Regions from separate parts of the Mus musculus genome. Here region 1 is linked to region 2. Evidence: chromatin loops called from intact Hi-C (ENCODE). Cell type or tissue: left cerebral cortex. All regions are shown on one strand.

The links. A loop is a pair of places that touch in the nucleus more often than their neighbours do. Peaks named below come from ENCODE experiments on the same cell type or tissue, not always from the same donor. Only the 100,000 strongest peaks of a DNase experiment are listed, where the experiment ranks them.
Region 1: it touches region 2 in a loop (2.3-fold over the local background); 6 of 42 quality-filtered maps call a loop at or near these places.

What each region holds. Positions count from the first base shown.
Region 1 is chr1:62,721,413-62,723,912 of GRCm38, reverse strand. The region is part of intron 2 of Nrp2 (neuropilin 2); the gene reads right to left. Among named protein-coding and RNA genes, the nearest start is that of Gm29083, 4.5 kb to the right of the region's middle. In left cerebral cortex, a CTCF peak has its summit at 1,189 (motif pointing left); no DNase peak of the experiment used is centred here; H3K27ac peaks cover 306 bases.
Region 2 is chr1:62,928,326-62,930,825 of GRCm38, reverse strand. All of the region lies in intron 3 of Gm35252 (a long non-coding RNA gene), which reads left to right. Among named protein-coding and RNA genes, the nearest start is that of Gm35252, 27 kb to the left of the region's middle. In left cerebral cortex, a CTCF peak has its summit at 1,105 (motif pointing right); a DNase peak (open chromatin) is centred at 1,116.

The DNA of each region.
Region 1 (2,500 bases), 210 kb after region 2:
CTTTGTCCTTCCTTTGTAATCTCAGATGGAAGAATGGGGAAACCCTGACCTGCCCACTTTCCAACACAATTTATACCACAGTTCATATCACGGATGCCTTGGTGCAATCGGTGACAAGACATCAATAAAAGAAGTATGTGCACACACCTGCTGAGTTCTCTCGCAGGCTCGTTTCTGCAGTTCATAGTCTGGGTATGGGGTCTGTGCCATTGGAGAGCGTGAGATCATCACACTGGAACAGACAGTGTGATTGAGGTGGCTTGGAGCAGGAGCCAATAAAGGGCAAGGAGACAAACCCTGGGGAAACATGGGTAGAGAAGGAGGTACAGCCCATGCCACGGGAGCTCAGGGAGACTTCATACGGGTGGAAGAGCTATGTTTGGTTGCTGGGAATGTTGGCTGTTTGCTGAGCACAGGGAAGCGCTGACTGCTCGTCATGAAGGGACCAGCTTACTGAGGTCTGGTTTCTTGCCCCTGCTTAGCCTCATGGTTAATTTATCAACCCAGGATCTTCTAAGATTTAGAGGGACCCTCTGTGGTAAGTAAACACAAGCACATTTTGTTTAGCTAGGACAGTTGGCAAGAGGCCCATACCCATATCCAGAATGTAGGGGACTGAGAGGATCAGAAGAAACAGGAGTCTAAACCAACGCTGAGAACTATGGGTGCTGTGTTACGCTCAGTCGGGGTGAGAGTCAATCTCCAGGCAGTCCTTACTCTGTCGTGGCCTTGGCTGAACGAAGCAAGTAAGAAATGGTAGCCTTGAATTTACACGGACTTAGGGTTGAAATCTTGAACCCCAGGACCTAATCTTTGGCATAGACAGCAAAGATCTTCTACGGCAAAATTGATACATATGAAAAATAAAGGCAAGTCAGAAGAGGGAGGCTGTATGAGGAAGGATACTCATAAGAATTGAAAGCAAGAAGTACGAGGAGAAAATAGTCTCGAGTTTCCCATGACAGAGGCATTTAACGAGCTTGCTAACTTACTGTGGTAACACAAACTAGACACAGCAAAGTACTTGTTATCATGGTTTGGGGGACTTAAGATGTTTAAAAGCTCAACAAAAATTCAAATGTAGACTGAGGAGATGGCTCTGCGGCGAGCCCAGTTCACAGCACAGCCATTCAAAAGCTCACAACTGCTTGTTAGCTGTGGCTTCAGGGGAATCTGGCGCCCTCTTCTGGGCTTTGCCGGTACTGCATTCAAGTGCATCCATCCTCAAGAGCCAATCAGATCCAAAGAGGACATTGATCGGCCTTCATCGTGCACGAAGGAGTGAAGTCTAGAATTACCATCCTAAATCATCAAGAACAAAAAATGACTCTCCTCAACGTTTGTTGGTTTTGTTTAAGAAAACATGGAAGTGAGGCTTTAAAATGTTCAGGACTTCCACGGAGGGACTCTGCCCGGAGAGATTGTTCCTCAATGGGCTTCACTTTGACAGGAATGAGGTAGTTTTGTTCTGAATCTACGTAGACTTACTTGTGAGGTGGCCTAAGAAATGTATGTTCACAACTTCCTAGTTTTCAAATTTCCCCAAGATATTTTCAAGATACCTATCTGCTACATACTTGTTCTTTCTAGGAACTAGGTCTTGATTTTAGTTACCTTTGATTGGACCTCTACAATGGGTGTGTGTGTGTGTGTGTGTGTGTGTGTGTGTGTGTGTAAGCACATGCACACCAAGCCTGCTTGAAGACTGGTGAGTAAGTTGTATAGGACAGCATGTTGGTGAATGTTTTTAAGAGTTCATACAGTTCACAGTTTAGAAGTGGAAAAATACCCAGTCTTGTGTGTATGTTTCTAAAACCATAACGCTGAACCCTCTGGCTGATGACTCAAGCGAATGGCTTCTCTCTGTCTGCCAAGGCAGCAGCCTCCTGGTATCTTCTGCTCCCAGGGGGATGAAGTGACTTCTTTCTGTTTGCCCAGACAGCCCTGAGTCCTGTCTTTCTGTCCCTTGACACAGGTAGCTGTCAATGCCACAACGGCCTTTGCTTCTGCCTGTAGCTGCTCCCCAGTCCCCAGGACAGCATGCTGGTGCTTAGGGGTTGGTTCCCTGTGGATAGCCCAAGGGAGGAGGCAGGCAAAGCTAAGAGAAAGGGTGGCTTCGGATTGCACTGGCACAGAACGGCTGACGCTTGTGAGTGAAATTTTCCAAGCAGACAGCAAGATTCAGTGGAACAAAATGAACAAGCGGTGGTCAGGAAAAGATCTGTCTGGGGGTTGCCTTGACCTTCTGGAATGGAGACTTTAAGGTACAGAGAGGAAAAGGCTTAGGTACCACAGACCAGAATAATCTTCCCTATAAGGGCCCTGGTCTTAGGTCAGAGGGCCATTTTTTTTGTAGTTCATTTCATGCAGAGAAAGCAGAAGAGACAACTCGGGCAGGCATGTAGGCTGTACCCTTTCATTTCCTCTTTCTTCTCCAAGCTATTGCTCACTCAGAGATGGGCAGCAGAGGCAATTTTCTGTTGGGAGAGGTACCTGCTTC
Region 2 (2,500 bases):
TGTTAATACTCACTGTTCAATCTCAGCACAAGGAAAAGTAAAACACCCCCTAACAACACCGACCCCCCAAATAAACCAACAAGACCAGCCTCCTATGCCCTGCCCTCTGCAGGAGGAATATCACTGTGGTTGATAGCCTCGCTTAGAAACTGGCATCACAAACTAATGTACTTGAGGAGTCTCTTTCTCTCACCTAACATCTAAATACCCTATGTTTCTTGTCTCTGCTAAAAATATCTTCCTCACTGGGCCTGTGAGACACGGGTAAGAATGGAAGGGAAGGTTGGCTGGCATCGAAACTTATAAAATGTGCCCCCTCTGATTTAAGAAGTAGTACATACTCAGTGTAGAAAATTATGACACCCACAGAAAGCAGAAAAAAAAAAAAACCGGAATAGCAGTATTTAGCTAGAATTGCAGTGATTTATAAAATATAGGATTTGAATTGATTCTTTGGGATGGCATGCAATGTATTTTGCTGATATTTTCCAATAGTTCTTTTAGGAAATAGGTTCAAAGTGACTCTTAACGGTGCTATTTTTAGTGGCTGTATACCACTCCCCCCACTGGCCTGGTAGGCTGTTGGCAGGACTGCAGAGTTATAACTTAAGTCATAAAGTACATTCTTATGCAGAACTCTTTGTGTATAATGATATTTATCAAAGGAAACTTCCAGGACTTGTCTTATACATACCAGAAGTCAAAGGGGAATTGACTGCCCCCCCATCCCTCCTACCATCAACCTTTGCAAAAATCCTGCTGATTCAGCTCTTCCATACAAGGCTGAGCACAGAACCCAAGCAGAGTCAGTTGACTGCACTTGACCCTCAAGGTTTCTGCCAGCTTCCCTGCTGTCCTTTGAAGGTTGTGAGGTAGGGTCACCAAGGTGGGCATTTGGAAACAGTCAGATACTTGCAGATGAATAGTGTCCGCGAGGAAAATCTGCAGGCTTTATCTTAATCGTGTTTGATCTCGACCCCCAAAGTTTAAAGCAAAAAAATACTTCAGACGTCCTGTATTTTCTCTTTTGATAAAAAAAAATGTGTGTTCAAGGTAGTAAAAAGCAAAAGACCTCATTGAGGGCTTCTCAACCGGGAACAAATAGCCCACAAGGTGGCGCTGTCCCCCCTCGAAGTGCCTGTGGCCTGGCTGAGTTCCCCAGGGAAGAGGCAGGAACCTGAGGCAGAAGGACTGGTCCGAGGTCCTGGGTGGGAAAGGCTTATCTCTGTCTCTCCTTTCACAGCTTCTTTATTCAATGAGCAACGCTCTTGTCCCTACACCCCTCCCTCCACTGCATACACTGATTTCCTTGGGTGTCTTGGAAGCCCTGTCCCTTGTCCCCCTTCCCCAAACTTTATACCCAGCCTCTGTTCCAGGGCAAACCCCTCCTGATGGATTTTGTTTTCTTCACTTTTCTCTATTTCCCTTCTCTCTCCTCTATTTTTTGGGGGGAGGGGGTTTGGTTTTGAGACCAGGGTCTTATGTCTCTCAGGCTTGCCTTGAACCCTATGTAAGCAAAGATGATCTCCAGTGTCTGGTCCTTCTCCTCCAGCACTGGAGCTGGGATTATAAGCATGCATACTTTATGTGGGATACATCCGGGGATTCATGCTTGTTAGACAAGCACTGTACCGGCTCAGCTACAGCCCCACCCTTCCACATCCCCACCGACCCTTCTCTTCCTCACACTTAACTGGTTATAATTTTAAAAGGCGATGTGTACTTATTCATAGATTTAGTAAGATCCGAGGGGGCACTTTTAAAGTATAAAGGGAACAGCTGCAGATATTGATCAGTGAGAGAGCATTTGGAGAATATTCACAAGGAACTAGTTCTGACTCTGGTACTAAAACCAAACCAACTGAAAACGGACTCTAAATTTCTTTACTAGTTTTCCTTAGAGAAAGAAAGAAAGAAAGAAAGAAAGAAAGAAAGAAAGAGAGAGAGAGAGAGAAAAAAAGAAAGAAAGAAAGAAAGAGAGAAAGAGAAAGAGAAAGAAAGAGAGAAAGAAAGAAAGAAAGAGAAAGAAAGAAAGAAAGAACCAAAGCCAACCAAAGATTAAATTATTGGCTATCTGTCTATCTATATTGAAAAGTCACTGGAGTTGAGAAAAGTGATGAAGATAGTAGTTGATAATCAAAAGGTATTTTAATGCATTGGTATTCAGGTTGTAAATAAATATGCACCTGTTGGGAGTGTGGGAAATACAGCACTGAAATAATATCCATGTACCAGCTACCATGTAATGAACTTGTGTGTCTGAGCCTTTTCCTGGGGTCCTTACTTCTCTTGAGGAGCAGAGGCTGGTGAGAGTGAAAACCTGGCCAAGGTGCCTGGGAGGAAAAGGGGTGTGGCTGGGGTCTGATGTTTAAACCATCAGCTCCAAATCCTGTTCTCTGGGCTGGCTGAGTTTTAACTCAGAAGGCCATTCCAGTGGGCCTGGGTAGTGTGTCTGGCTTTGACATCCTTCCTTATGGATAGAAGATTCAAGGTGTTCCTA